Regions from separate parts of the Mus musculus genome. Here regions 1 and 3 are each linked to region 2. A link is a loop called in an ENCODE intact Hi-C map of the cell type or tissue named here. Cell type or tissue: left cerebral cortex. All regions are shown on one strand. Each heading gives the region's core, and the rest is flanking DNA. Links, peaks and the distances in the headings are about the cores only.

Region 1 (5,386 bases), core at 1,375-3,874, 650 kb before region 2:
AGGGAAAAAAAAAAATCAGACAACATCCATGGCGGAGCACTTTAGAAACTACCAGAGCCAAAATAAATGCCAGCACTTGGCATTGGTGACAGTGGCTGGCTGATGGGTGTCTGGCATTCCCATCAGTCAATCTATCAGATAGCAAACAGTTCCCTGGGCTTCGTTAAACAACTGCTTATTTCCTGGAAGTCAAGCATCTTTGGAGTCATAGCAACAAAATCCACATGGGTGTGGCAACAGGGGTGATATTTTATCTTTGGCCATCTCGACCCACCCTTACCACACTGAGAGAGTAAAAACCCACAAGCCTCCGAGCTGCAAACAGCTCCGTCATGATGCCGCCCTCCCTGCCAGCTTCCAAACTTCCTTAACCAGACTGCTAAAAATCATGGAGGAAGCCATTAAAAGGCCATAAAAGGAATGGCCACGGGTCCAGAGCATAACCTCAGTCTCCTGTGGACTGGGTACCCTGAGAGAATCCGGCTCACCAAGAGCACAAAGCCCAACTCACTTGGACCCAGACAGCTAGGATGAGGCCCTGGAATACTGCACTTCCCCATGATTGCAACCTGGTGTCTGAGTCTGTCTCAATTAAGCAAGCAAGTTACTAGAACATTAACACCCACACCCGCACCACGCCTGCTGCTGGCCCAAGGACCAAAGGCACGTAGTCACTGCACCAGACTGCCATGTCCTGAGCATAACCAGTTTTAAAAGGAAGTAAGGAGGATTTCAGTAAACTGAGAATCACATATACTCTTCCTAATAACAGCAACACAAAGCAACTGAAAAAGTTTTATTGCTAAGTAAAATAATCTGAACAACAGAAGACTACCCAAAATACTGCACTTAAGCTTCTGAAAATCGGGAGGAAAGTAAAGGATTCTGCAGCCCCCGACAGGCCCTCTGCGGGTCTCCCAAAGCCAGAAAATGTCCAGCGAGGCTCAGGCCACACCATTATGTATACTGTGGCTGAAATATGACTAGGAAAAGGAAAGTTATCTATTGCATACGCACTTTCACACTGACAGCACCACTCAGAGGCTGTCCTGATGTCTGCACACAGCCCTCTTCACTTAATACTGTGAAGGACAGTCGCTACCATCTACAACACCAGAGTTACCACTCTCCAGAGGAGACTGTGACCTTCATGGCTCAGCCACTGTACAGGCCAAAGCTGCTCTACCTGTGCCCAGTCAACCACATCGAAGGTGTGTCCAAGCTGACTGGCACACCCTCCTGTCTTGAATACAATTCTCTTAAAGGAATTCTGCTTCTTCAGCGCATTGCCCATCAGTCAAAGCTAAAGTATATGGCACCCTGAACATCTTCCACTAGAATTTCTAAGAAGCTGGAGCACCTGTAAAAATCCATTAACGCTGTTGATAATATGATGACGACAATGATGATCATACCCCCAGGCCTACAATGTCATTTAACTTGACTTCTGATAAACAGCCTTATACAGACAGAACTAAAGAATGAAATTTATCCTCCTTTTGAAGTAGGCAATGCTCCTGAGTGAAAACTAAGTCCTACCCTGCACACTACAAACATCTCTCCAGAAGATACAAATGGAATGATGCTTGAATTCCTAGAGTAGAAGACCCAATAGTAGTAAGTACCCTGCCCAAAGCAACCTACAGACCCTAGGCAAAGCCTATCACAAGCCTCAATGGCCCCTTATTCAGGAATACAAAACTTTATCTGAAAACTAATATGAATTCTCAAGAGATTCCATTTTTTCTAACGAACAGTTGGGGATTCATGATACGTGATTTCAAGGAAGGTGACAGAGCCACATGTAACCAAAGAGTGTGACCCTGGCATTAAGACAGATCAATGTCGGAGGGACCACAGATAAGCGTCATATGGGCAGCTGAGCAATCCCAACGAAGGGACCAAAACTATTCCTGGAAAAGTACGGCTTCTTATCTAGTTACTGGGAAAACAGAAGATTCACACGGAGAGGGAAAATGTGGGCTCTTAGACCTTATACAAAAATTAACTCAGTATAGACTAAAGGTGTGAACAAAGGATGCAAAACTTCCACAGAAGTACAAGAGGAAAGAAAAGCTTCCTATTAAATCTGGTTTTGGTGTCTTATGTACAATGTCAAAAGAATAAGCATGGGGGGGGGGGGAAGAGACTACAATGAACAATAACTTTTATGCACCCAAGGAGCAACCAAAAGAATATAAAGGTAACTAAAAAAAAAAAGGAAGAATATATTCCCAAATCATTCGTTTACTACCCAAAATACATAAGGAAATTCATGTCAAAAAAAGCAAATGACGTAACTGAAAACAGGGACACTCAGAGTAAGTCAGCACACATGAAAAGGACCTCGGCACCGCTAACCTGCCAATGAAATGAAATCAACTACACTGAGAGATCGCCTCCCAACAGTTGGGCTGGGCACCGTTAGGGCAAAGCCGAAAACAAGTGATGGCAAAGACTCAGAGAAACCAGGACCCTGTCCTGTGTGTGCTGGCGAGACTCTGAAGCAACACAAGCACAGTGAGAGACAGTACAGACGCCCGTCACAACTTTTACAGTACAATTTACTACATGCTCCAGAGACCTCACTCTGGGGAAATCAGCAGGAGGCGAAGCAGACTTGCAAAGAGGTATTCACACATCCTCACCAGAGGAGGCACTGTTCCTGCTAGCTGAGAAAGTACCAGGCCCCCAAATCCATCAGCCTACCATGGAGCGGAATGTTTTCTATTTACATAGGGACGTTAGCCACCCTGAAAAATCCAACTAAACTCTGCAGTAAAAGCCACATAAAGGGATAACATTGCATGGTTCCATTACTATGCAGTATCTAAAAATCTAATCCATAGATACCAGAAGTTGAATGCTAACCACTGAGGAGAGAGAATTACTGTTTGATGGGCACAAAGTGTCAGCTTTGTAAGGTGAGTTCTGGAGTTAAATGGCACAGCAATGTGACATACTGAATTCTACTGATCTGCACACTGAAAAACGAGGAAGATGCCAAACCTCACAGCTGTCCCTTTATAACTGGCTCAAACTCTGGTAATGAAGAATACGCTACACAACAGAACTTACGCTACCAGGTTTTGCAATTCCTCAGGAATGGCCTGAGATTTCTATCTCAGTCCTTACTTTCTTACTGTTAGACCTGGGGCAGAAATGAGTAGCAGAGATGGCCACATTCTCAGAACTGCTCTCTGCTGACCTGGGTATATAACCTTCCAGTAAATGTATTTACCTACACAGTTGGTAGCCATCCAAGATGCTATCCAAAGGGTCTGAGTCAGACCTGGGGTAACTTATTGGGAACTGAGAAACATCAACACAGACACACCTTTTAAATATTTGGATCCTAGAACTTGCTTCAAGAAATGTATGACAAATGAAGTTATGAGCAAAGTAATTAATAAAATATCATAGAACATGTTAAGATTTAGCTGTAGGGAACTGAAGTTCTAATTTAGTTAAATTTAAAAATATGATTAAATTTAAAACAAGTCTAATTAAATATGAGGCTTAGATCATATTTTAACTTACATTACAAGGAAGATTGAGCAACTTTCCCCCCAATGTCCAGGGACTGAACCTGGGCCTCTGCATGCTGGCAGGTCTCTACCACAGAGGTACATCCCTAGCCTGACTAAAGTTTACCCTGTAACAGACACCAATCACTTGATCTAAAGAGAGGTAACTTCAGGGTTGTATATAAAATGAAGTCTGGGCTTACAGACTTAGGCAGCCATCAAGTGAGTGTCAAAGGTGCTTCATGGACAACAGAGATGACCACGGCAAACCGGCTGCAGGCCGCTCACACTCAGCTGACATCTTCTGTGTTGACTCGCAAGTTCTTCCCACTCCACCCACTTGAAAGGACTTGTGCAAAGTGTAAAATAACTCATAAAGCAAGAGAAGAAAATACCTATTTGTCTCAGTCTTAAACTCAAGGTTCACAGGAAGCGGGCTGAGATGAAATGTCCTCAGTGGGTGATGAGTCAGAACTTACTATGTAAGATAAGGGTTGTCCTATTTCTAAGCTGGCAGTAAATTAAAGATATTCCTCTGACATTTCTCAAGTCAGAAAATCCCCGAGGTTTTCACCTCTTCTGTCACAGCAGTCTGGAAAGGGCCAGGCTTACTGGGCTGGGAGTTTCTCTGGAAAAGAAATGGCAAGTGACACACAGCTTTCAGTCTGGGTGATGCAGGGCTCCGGTTACTATGCGCAAATGAGTCACATTGGTGGTTAATTCTAAGGGGAAAGTCATCAAAGCAGCAGCATGGAGAAAGTACCATTCAGTGGCTGTGCTTCACTCTCTCTCTCTCCTTCCTTGTTCAAGGACAGCTGAATAGTTGAGAAACAAAGACATCCGACTTCCTTTATAAAAGTCAGATTCCCCTTCACTCTCTCATCTTTCGGCTAAAACACTTGGTGCAAAAGTTGACTTTAGCAAGAGGGCAATCAGGCTAATGATACTAACCCAGCACTTCATGAAGATTATGTTAGGTATTGTAATTGAGTTTATGCATAATAACAAGGAAGTTTTATTATCATAAGGAACCAACTGTATCTCAAATAACCTGTATCTCTGAGATACTCTGGATAATAGTGAAAACCCACCTGACTTTGGGGCAAGGTTTAGTATCAAACTATAACAATCATAATTAGTAAAGATGTTAGCTGTAGCTCTTACACAGTGTCAAATTTAGACGATTAGCAACATATAAAAGCAGAAATCATGATTAAAATAAATGATTAGAACTGGGATGTAGCTCGGAGGGCAGAGTGTTCCCCTGGCATGTAAGAAGTTCTGGGTTCAATGTCCAGCGCCCCTAAGTCAGGTATGGAAGCACGCGCTATGCCCTAGCACTTTACATGAAGGGGCAGGAGGACCAGGAGTTGAAAGCCATCCTTAAACTCTGAGTTTGAGTTCAGCCAGAACTACCTGAGACTATCTCAAAAAAAAAAAAACCAAAACAAATCATAAATCAAAAGTTCTGAAGGTCAGAAAACATGCTGGGATGTATTCATAATAGCTACATGAGCAATAACAGTATCTATAAATATACACCGAGACAATCTTGTGAAACAAAGAAACAGGAATGTGAAGAGGAGACTCAATGTCACTACGAATGGCCACTAAACATGGGCACTGTTTAAATAAGAAGAGAGGCTGTCAAAGTATGTAACTGTGAAGGAAGGAAGGAAGATAAGACAGAAGAGTGGGCTTGGAGCACATCTCAGTGGTCTGCCATTGGCATGACAGGCACAGAACCCCGGGCTTGAGCCTCAGCATACACACCCACAAACACACTCCAGGGTTAAACTGGAAGAATTACCATCTCTCCCCGCCACCCCCAGTCTCCATCTCCCTGTTCTGGCTAAGTC
Region 2 (5,386 bases), core at 1,436-3,935:
TGCACAGGCCTAGGATGTGGAATGCACTAGTTTTCTCTCCAGAACTGCCAAAAAACCCAACCAAACAACAATACTTCTCCTAAAGTCTCTTTGTGTAGCTTTAATTTAATCCTATTTTTAATGATGGTTCTTAAATTCTTTAACTGTTCTTGTAGCCCACCACCCACAAGAGGTGGTAGAAAAGAGGTAGCAAAACACCATCCAACCGACTTTCTCAAGAACCCGTAAGTTTTTCACACATTCCCTGGAGAACAAAGTCCAATCTGTTCAGATTGGTAATAAGACTTTCTATACTTTGGACCCAACCTGTTGCTCAGTCTTACCTTGTTCAGCCTCCTCTGTGCCTCACCCCACATGAATCTCTACTTCCACCAGCCTGGTTTCTGTGCTGGCCAGTGCTAATTCGGAATGTACTATGTATTCCTGGCATAACCCATCTCCTTCCAATCAGCCTGCCATTCATACTCCTGAGTATTTCAACAAATATGTTCAATATGTCTCCTAAATGCCAAATATTGAAAATCAGTTCCCATATGTATTTTAATACCCAACCTCTTTGTTTCCCACATTTTTACAGATGGCTGTACCATATTTCATCTTCCATAGAAGTCCTAGAGCTACTATTATTTTTGAGATAATATAGCCCTACTCCCCCTGTCCCAACTACTAAAGTGCTTTCTGCCCATATCATTTATTTTGTCATAATCAGGTATTATTAATACCAAACTGATTCATTTCCTAAGGTATTGTATGTCTTTATATATACAAGCTACATTTTTGGAAGTCAGGATAATTTTACAGCATCTCAGGCTTCCCCCACTCCCCATATTTCCCTAAAAGACCAGTGATGCTTGAGGAAAGTTATTTAAAAATATGCAGTATTTTTATTCTTTGCAATTTTCATGTCACGTATTTTGATCATATTCACATACCTCAACTCTTTTTCATAGGTTCTCCAAGATTCACCCTGCACTTCTCCCAAAATGAAAGAGAATCATATCCTCTTAAAACACACACACACACACACACACACACAGAGACACACACACACACACACACACACACACACACACACACACACAGACAGAGAGACACAGAGAGTTCTGTGTAAGCAACTTAGTCACACACACACACACACACACACGAGAGAGAGAGAGAGAGAGAGAGGGAGAGAGAGAGAGAGAGAGAGAGATCTGTGTAGGCAACTTAGTGAGACTCAGATCCAAATGAAAAATAGAGGCCTAAAGATTATAGGTCAGTAGTAGAGTACTTGCCTAGCATGTCATGTCGAAAAGCCCTAGGTTCAATATCCACTACCCGGCTGGGTGTGTAGCTCAGTTGACAGAATGTTTGCCTAGCATGCATGAAACCCTGGGTTTGATTTCCAGCAGTGTACTGATTCATTTCCTTAAGGTATCGTATGTTTTTATGTATACAAGCTACATTGAGGTGGAATGCTACACTTCAGCATTCCACAAGCAGAAGGATCTGAAGTCAGAGATTTGAGGCCAGCCTGAGATACAAGAGACGTTGCCTCAGAAACAGGATAAAAACGAATACAGAAGGCTATGGACACAGTAGTAAATTGCCCTGGGCAGGAAGAGTTTAGTTGATAGGAACCGTGGTGCTCTGAGAGAGTTGTAGTATTTTGTTTTGTAAACAATTTGTTGGTAATTGTGTGGAGCAATTTATTGTGGAAAAACAGAAACCTATTCTTTCTCAATTACATTATTTTACATTTAAAAAAATCCTATTTTAGACATTTAGAAGCTGTCTAAAAACAGAATGTGTATGCATGCAACTAAAATCGACAGGTAGTCTTAACTTCGGAGCCTGGCATATTGAAAGCCTTGCAACTTAAAAAAAAAAAGTTTTGTTTTGTGCTGTTTTTATGACACTATTTATCCATTTATTAACCTTAACACAGCCGTTAGCAAGAATATAAATTAAACAGGATTTCAAAGACTATCCGTTCAGCGAAAATTTCACAAGATTAAACTCTGTTTACAACTACTTCTTTCTACCAACAAAGTAGCGGGACAGCGTTCCAAGTGGCAATGACCACTGACAATCTTATTTATGATTCTTCCACCGACTAAGCACACATGACATACTGATTTAATATCCTTGCTAAAATTAGGGGTTAGATTGTAAAGGCTCATCAGTATCCTTCGTGATAGGAAAGTGGGTAGGAATGCACTACAAGGGTTCCCAGTCTTCCGGTCTCCATCTGGAAGCTCATGCCTCCACAGAAAATTAGAAAGCGCCCGGAGACTTGCAGTGAGCTAAAGCACTTATAAACCCCACAGGCCTCAAGCCTTAAAAAACACAGCGGAGCCATCTGGCAGGCGCACAGCACACTGGGATTTGTAGTTCCGTTTCTTTTGGCTACCCAGTTGAGTGGGCATTCTGGGATGTGTAGTTCCCAGGTTGTTCGTCTGCACAAATCTTTTCCTGACTAGAGGGGCGGTACGTGACTCCACGGAAGGCCCGAGCGTCACGTGACTCAGGTCACCGCACGCCCGGAGTTCGCACTGCGGCTCCAGCCCCGGCGAGTTCTCGCCCCCGCGCAGCCGTTGCCGAGGAGACCGCGCTCGTCTCGCGGAGCGTTGCGCCCCCCCCCCCCTCTGCAGTTCCCCCGCCCCCCACTCTTCTCCCACCACAATGAGGTCCTAAGATGGCGGTGGCTGCGGCGGTTGGCGCCTAGTTAGCTAATGTAGAGAAGGCGGCCATTGGGGCTTTGGGCAGTCGAGGGGGATTTGTGGGCCTCCCTTCCGCGGTCTTGGAGGAAGAACCGCTGCCGGCGGCGGCTCCTGGAGGGGCGGCCGACCGCCACTCGGCCCTTGGCAGGAGGGGCGGCTTCGTTTCCAGGTAACGCGGCCCTGGGCCACCGCGGGCCGGAGCACAGGGTGGTTCGAGGCGGGCGCGGCGCTGGAAGCGGCCTGGGGCCACGCCTGCCCGTTTTAACTCTGAGGTCCCATGGCTGCGCGATCCTTCCCCACCCCCAGGCTGTCATCGGCTCCTCTCGGCGCCGACTGACACGCTAGCTCTGGCGAGCGTCTGGGACGACGCTGGCTGGCGCCTCCACGATCTTGGGGCGTCCCATGTGAGGACCGCTCGCCCGGTGCTGGAGATTTCACCCCCCTCCAGGGTGGAGGGGAAGGTTGCCTTGTAGTTCGGGGTGATGAGTTCCGAAAGAAACTGGCCTTGGCGGCCCGAGGCCCCGGGGACCGCCATCCCTCCCAGCCCACCCGCCGAATTCCATCCTGGGAGGGGTCCCGGGCGGCCCGGATCCTCCTGGGTGCAGAGAGTCTGTGGCCCGGGAGTTTTCTGCGGTCCCTTTTATTCTTGGAGCAGGAAGGCCCCTGGAGGCGTTCCTGACTCCTGCTAGTAGGTTCTTTTCGCTAAGAAAATGTTAATTTAATAATCCTTCTCCGCGCTCCTCCCACTGCCCCTTCTTCACCCCTTCGGGAAGATCCAGTTTCTTTACATCTAGAATGGGTGGTGGGGGGGCGAGGGGGAGACTGGGGATGGGTGGGTGGGAGGGAAGCGAGATGTCCAGTGGGATTCTGGCAGCCTGGCTTGCTTTGCAGAGACTGCTGTTAAGGATTAGGTGTTCGGCCCCCCTGTGGGGGCGTCTGCGTGAACCAACTTTTCCTCTCGCGCTAGCCTGGTCCAAACCCAAAACAAAACACAAAACGTTTTTTTCCTCCCCTTTCTTTCATGGCGGTATTAGGATTGGTGTGGGAACTACGGGTGACAGATCGTGCTTTGGCGCTTAGAAGAAGCGGGCTTTCTGGGTGCCCCTACCGCCTCCTACCCCCGCCCCATAACCGCTTTCCAGACCCCGCCTTCGGTGTTCTCTGGTTACTAGAGCCGGTGTTCAAGAGCTTTTTGTGCACCTGCTTCTGCCTTTTCCCTATCACCTTCCTGGTCAGGGCCACTGGCTGGCGTCGTTAATACCGAATTTCGCACTTGAAGGTACACCTCGGTAAATGTAGTTAAAAAAAAAAAAAGAATTCTCATGCCTAAAGCTTTTTTAAAAAATAAGAGAGTAACAAGTTCTTGAATAGTTTGAGTAACAGGGATTTAATGACTTAATCAGGAGAGTACATTTTCTTCAAGGGTCTTTAGATGGCAGCTGCGGGCTATTTTCATTATATTCCAAAGTGAGTGTTAACACCCAAAGCGTTTGGAAGGATCTTAGAGACTTGGGGTATCTAAACGTCTTTGTTAATGTAAATTGAGTTTAAAATTATTTATAAATTACATATTTTTAATTATCTGAAACGATAGGTCATAAATTTAGTGCTTTCTTTCTAAGTATAAAGTGTAAGAATTTACTGGGTTTTTAAAATTTTAATAAGCAGACAGTTGCTTTGAACCGTGGAACAGAAAGGTATTTCTGAAATGGGGAAAATTTGTTTTTGACACCTTAGTGTGTTAGTTTCATATGTATTAAAGTTGGGAACACTTTATACTGGGCTATGCTGTCTAAAAGCTGGTGCAGGGTTGAAGGGTCTATTTAGTAAGCACACACTTTGGGTGTGCAGCCTTCTGACCTGCCATTTTGGTGTATCTTCATCCTTTGAGAGCTGTGCCGCTCCTACTAGCTAAATAAGATGATTTATACAGTAGTACTTTCTGGGAGTCCCTTGTCTTTAATTTTTTTTTTTAAACTCATTTGAGTTTGAATTGTCATAAGACAATTATTTGGGTAGCTTCAATTTCCAAGTCCATTTCTCTCAAGTTATGGCCTTCCACATTCTTTATCTGGCTTTATCTTTCTTTCATGATCTTTTCTGCTTGCTTAAATTTGTTATACCAACAACTGACAGGCATTGATTTAGTTATCTGAAATTACTTCGAACGTTAGTAGCCTTGCCATATTGGGATGTAAGTTCAGTTAAAGTTAAAAGAAGTCATGAAGGCTGTCTAGAAGATAAATGGCTAGGGCTAGCTTATTGATCGAGTAGTTGCCTAGCATGTATTATTGTTCTGCATTTGCTCTCCAACACCAAATAAACAGAAATGATGGTGGATGCTTGTAAAAATCCCCTCATTAGGGATATAGACGCGGGAGGTTTAAGGTCCCCCCCCACCCCCGACCTGGGATGCATGAAATGCTGTATAAAAATGAAGAAATATAATGGCTAAAGGATGAGAATAGAAGAGATTTTGTTTAAAATATTTTAGAAGTAATTGCTCTTTAGTGTGTATGTATGTATGTGTGCATCATGCATGCGTCTCTCTTCAGAAGGAATCTGAAGTTACTTCTCCCATGCTGTTTTAAGAAAAGCCAGGCAAGTGACATATACCTGTAGTCCCAGGAGTTGGGTAGCTGAGACAGTAGGATCAGGAATTTGGGGCTAGCCTGTCCTATAGA
Region 3 (5,009 bases), core at 2,510-5,009, 730 kb before region 2:
GTATTAGTTTAGCATGAGCATTCAAATTAAGGCTAACAAAAAAGAGGAGGAGGAGGAAGAGGAAGAAAAAAATAGTAAGTCAATATGACAGCAAAGAAATTAAAATTTGCTGAATTTAATACAACCACCAGCCAATTACTGGATTCTATAAAAATTAAGCTAGACGTGAAGTGGGCCAGGGATAGAGGTGCAAGACATTGAAATATCGCCTTCTAGGGCTAATAATTGTGTGGATCAAGAAAATAGACTAGCACTGGGCGTGGTGGCGCACTGTCTCGAGAAAAACCCTGTCTCAAGAGAAACCCTGTCTCGAAAAAAAACAAACAAAAAAACCCAAGAAAATAGACTAGCTATAACAAATACACAAAATGTAGTAACAAAGCAGAAAATTAATTATACAAACATGCTAGGCAGACTGAATACCACTTATAAGAGCAGACTGTTTAATGATCAAGTATGTTTCTGGAGCTTTAGCAATTTTTTTTTTTCTAAAAGATCTACTTTGGTTTTTCTATCTTTCTTCTTTTTAAAAAGATACCCAGGAACTCACTGGTCTGAAAGCTTATTTGGACCTAGTAGCACGGCCTTGGGATTGCTTAGAGCTGAGCTGACATGCTTAGATAGGCTTTATAGTCCTCCCACTGAACGTAATCAGCTTCACAAAATTGTACATCAACAAGTACATTCTGTAACCATGTCCTCCTCCCCATGCCAAAGACGTCTAAACCACACAACATTCTCCTCCTAGCTGAGTGAGCGACTCCTCCCATCTGCAGCCTTGGTATCTTACTCTTGCCTTCTCACAAAGCAGCTCAGACTCAGTAAAAACCCATAGGAATGCCATAGCTTCCTGAGAGCACAGGGAAGCCTGCCTCCCTTAATCTCTTAAACCCAGGTGAAGCAAGACTAAATCCTAAAGCATGTCTGCCACTTACACTCAAATGTCCCTGACTCCTAATCCCTTGCCGATTAATGCAAGCAGTAAAAACTCAACTTGTCAAAATAGTTTTGTTTCTGATAGCCTTCGATGAAAGAAATAGTCCACTTTTTTCATGATTAAATTAATCCTTAGCTATCAATGAGAAGGGTTTAACTGATGGTTTTTGGTTTTTGTTTTGGTTTTTTGAGACAGGGTTTCTCTGTATAGCCCTGGCTGTCCTGGAACTCACTCTGTAGACCAGGCTGGCCTCGAACTCAGAAATCCACCTGCCTCAGCCTCCCAGGTGCTGGGATTAAAGGCGTGCACCACCACGCCCAGCTTTACCTGATGGTTTTAACAGCCCACTCCAGGGCTTAGGGGGACAGTTCATCTGGTAAAAGCACTTGGCATGCAAGCATGTGGACCAGAAGGAGTTCAAACTCAAGAATCTATGCTTAAAAGGTGCATGGCCCATGTGCTGGCAATTTACATGTTTGGAAAGCAGAGGCAGGTGGATCCCTGGGGCTTCCTGGCCAGTCAATGTAGCTTAATCAGGAAGTCTCAGGCCACCAAAAGACCCGTGTCAGTGCACCCCTCCCCCCAAACACACACACACACACACACACACACACACACACACACACACACACACACACACACGTACTTATTCACTCACACACTTCCCACTTCACCCTTACAAAAGGCATTTTAAAAAGCTTTAGTCATGTCCATACCATAGCAACATAATTATATTTTCGGATAACTTGACGGATTTTCTTCATCTCTTCATCCAGGTTACAAGCCCAAACTTCACAAATTCTTTGGCTATGATCTACGGTTGCTGCTGGCATAGTGACAGCACAAGGAGTCTAGATGTGGAGCATCAAAATGTTATACTTGATTGAAGATTTGTGTCATAAAAATACTTTACCCTTTACTTATGCACCTGTTGAAATAAAAAAACACCAATATCATGAATGTGAATTATAAAACTGGGCTGGTATAAACCTTATTTATACAAAGTTCATGACTCATAACAAAATCAAGTTTTAGACAGTTCCTTTTCTCAAGGTATACAGCTAATATTTAGAGGATAAAAGCACCACACCGCCGATTTCCCAACTGAATATAAATTTCACTAATTAAGATTTGCTCCGAGTTCAATTCACTCCACACAAAACTTTGAACCATTTCAAGCCAAAAAAAAAAAAAAAAATCAACAAAATCAAACGTTTCATAACAGAATGCTTGCTTTTATTCTTCTAACAAAACATTTAAAAATCTTACTCATTCAAAGCAGAGCAGAGGAAACATTTTTCTTAAAAATGTTTTGAAAAGCCATTAGGCAATCTCAGAAACAAATATAGCGGGAGGGAGAAAGAAAGAAAGAAAGAAAGAAAGCAAGCAAGCAGGTAGGCAGGCAGGCAATGAAATGTGTACATTTAAAAATTTCTAATTTCAAAAACTGGCAACCCAAGAGAGACCTCACGTCTCTGCCATCCACACAAGGTTCACGGTATACAATGGTAAGATAATTAATCAGACGGACAGGGACCAAACACACAATAACCCCCGACAAAACCAGCGAGTTAAAAGAGGGTGGCCTGGTGTCCCAAACTCCTAAATGTACGCTGGAGAAAACAAAAGGTGATGCAGGGCACGCCTTCTTTCTTCCTCCCCTCCGTCCTCACACCGGTCCCTACACGCGCTCTACCGACACACTGTACTTTAACCCTGCTTTCCTCCACCCGCTCTTCTCTACTGCGGTCTCAGGGGTCCCTCCAAGGGGCAGCCAAGGCCTTCTCATCCCTGAGGTCGCGCGTCCTCCGTGGGCGAGCAACGTGGAGAGAGCACGGCCGCCTTCATGTCAAGGATAAGTCGCTCGGCTGGCCGCCGGCCAGGAGCAGGGTGCCTATTCGCATGGCCTAGAGCCAGACCGACTACCCCCAAAAACCACTGCCGAGGACGAAAGCCACCGGGGCCCCAAGTAGGCCACCGCCCTCCACTCGCAATTTCCTTCCCACAACGAAGTCCCAGGTACAAAGCGGTGGCGTCATCACTGCGCGCCGCGCCCCTGACAGCCCCCACCCGCCCCCCGCCCGTTAGCACCGCCGTCCCCCCGGGCTCCCCGCCTCCGCCAGTTCCGTCCCACACAGCCACGCTTAGGCGGGCGCCATCGCGCGCGCCAATCTCGGGCTCCCCACTCCCAGCCCCTTTTCCCAAGGCGCCCCAGCACGCCCGGGCCCCCGCCGGATCTACTTGGGTCTCTGAGCTCGCGCTCCTCCTCCTCCTCCTCGCCATAGAGCTAGCACCCGGCGGCGGCGGTGGCGGTGGCGGTACCGGCGGCGGCGGCGGGAGCCCCATAGACGCCTCTCGCCCTGCGAAAGGGGGAAAGGGGAGCTGGAGCGGCGCTCGGCCCAGCGCGGCGACGTCGCTCCTCGCACGTCCCGCCGAGGGCGCGGCCTGATGACGCCGGGCGCCGGGTGGGCGGGGCCCTCCCTCAGGAGGCGGGGCGGGCAGGTGACGAACGCCCCGGCGTTGGAGCAGCTGAGCCGGCAAGGCGACCAGGCCTAGCTAACTGACCCCGGGGTGGTGGTGGCCCGGAGCACACCGGGGTTCCGTCCAGCCGACGAGTCGCCCTTCTCCAGCCGCCCGCAGTGGTAGCTCGGACCCCCGGGGCCAGGGACTCACGAGCGCGGCGTGTGGGAGACGGCGCGGCCCCTGGGCACCCCGTCCGGGCCGTGCTCGATCGCCCGGGAAGCACTGGGCTAAGCGAGGAGCAGCAGGCCAGAACCTTGTAGGGCCTCGGGCCCGGGGACCCGAGGAGGATGAGCTGGCTCTTTCCCCTGGCGAAGAGCGCGTCATCCTCCGCGGCTGGGTCCCCTGCCGGCCTCACCAGTCTCCAGCAGCAGAAGCAGCGGCTGATCGAGTCACTCCGGAACTCCCATTCCAGGTGACGACTGGTGGCTTCGGCCCAGGGTAAAGTAGGACGGGAGGGCGGGCTGCTTGCAAACACACCGTGTGCGAATCCGTAGGCCGCTCCATCAGCTGCCTCCTGTTGATGGGTCTTCCAGTGGGGTTAAGCGCTTGCTTCCCTAGTTTGTGTCCCTGGTGCCCCACCGCTGTTCAGCTCCTCTCTTGACTTGGCTCATCTCCACTGACAAACGGAGTCATCTCTCTTTAATCTGTATACAGCACCCCTAGCTCACACGCTAATTTTCCTTTTGATCTACCTGATTGTAGCATTGCCTTCGAATTGTTAACATGCTAAGAGACAGTTGGAAAGATAATTCCCAACAGTTTTATGAACTGAAAATTTAAACTGTTGCAACGTCAAAGAAAAGGGAAGCCAGTGTTTTTAGTTAACTCTGTCCTGGTGACAATCCTTTTGAGTCTGTAATTAAAGCTCACCCTGTTCCAATAACCTCTTTCTGTCTTGTAATTGTTAGAGTCTTTAGACTTCTCACTTTCTTCTATTTGGCTCCACACTTAGGACTTGCCAGACAACCATCTGCATTATCTGTTGTCTTTTGAGTTTGCTTGTTGTATTGTAGTCAAACTAGAAATACAGGAAATCAGATTATTTCGACTTTTTTTCTTAAATATAAAATTGTTTGCTGCAGTCTTTTTTTTAAATTAGATATGTCCGTGGCTGCTACAGGCTTTCAAATATTAGAGCTGCTTTGCGATATATGGATTTTACAATTAACTAACAGCTTCACAGCACATTTTATAAAGCATATTAGAGATCAACATGATTAAACTCTAGACTTTCAAAAACCTTGTCACATTATACACATTATAATATGTTATACAATATAATTATGTATGTATACATACCTACTCACACATCCATGAGATAATAACATCAAGTTATTGAACACACCATCAAGGGCTATTTTTGTGTTACACATCTATTTTCTTCCCAAGCAAGTAAGCTATAACCTAAAAAAACATTGTCTAAAGAAAAATTCACTACAAAATCAGTTTGAATGAGGCCTGTTGCTGACTGAACTGAGTTTCTTGGTTGTCAACTTCATTTTTGGTTGTAGGAAAGTTTCAAAAAGTCATTTACTGTCTTTTTAAGTAG

The links. Peaks named below come from ENCODE experiments on the same cell type or tissue, not always from the same donor. Only the 100,000 strongest peaks of a DNase experiment are listed, where the experiment ranks them.
Region 1: it touches region 2 in a loop (2.6-fold over the local background); 5 of 42 quality-filtered maps call a loop at or near these places.
Region 3: a loop joins it to region 2, with 2.3 times the contacts of the local background. A loop is called at or near these places in 3 of 42 quality-filtered maps.

Annotation. Positions count from the first base shown.
Region 1 is chr8:40,591,259-40,596,644 of GRCm38, forward strand. All of the region lies in intron 4 of Mtmr7 (myotubularin related protein 7), which reads right to left. Among named protein-coding and RNA genes, the nearest start is that of Mtmr7, 41 kb to the right of the region's middle. In left cerebral cortex, for the core only: a CTCF peak has its summit at 2,667; no DNase peak of the experiment used is centred there.
Region 2 is chr8:41,237,093-41,242,478 of GRCm38, forward strand. Pcm1 (pericentriolar material 1) reads left to right here and starts at 2,667. Exons shown (of 38, transcript NM_023662.3): 1 at 2,667-2,871. In left cerebral cortex, for the core only: no CTCF peak of the experiment used is centred there; DNase peaks (open chromatin) are centred at 2,446, 2,932, 3,325 and 3,771; H3K4me3 peaks cover 2,125 bases; H3K27ac peaks cover 1,981 bases.
Region 3 is chr8:40,508,362-40,513,370 of GRCm38, forward strand. Cnot7 (CCR4-NOT transcription complex, subunit 7) reads right to left here and starts at 3,393. Exons shown (of 7, transcript NM_011135.5): 1 at 3,179-3,393; 2 at 1,654-1,865. The coding sequence starts at 1,770. It overlaps Vps37a (vacuolar protein sorting 37A), which reads left to right and starts at 3,422. Exons shown (of 12, transcript NM_033560.3): 1 at 3,422-3,872. The coding sequence starts at 3,748. In left cerebral cortex, for the core only: a CTCF peak has its summit at 3,809; DNase peaks (open chromatin) are centred at 2,970, 3,405 and 3,870; H3K4me3 peaks cover 2,044 bases; H3K27ac peaks cover 1,789 bases.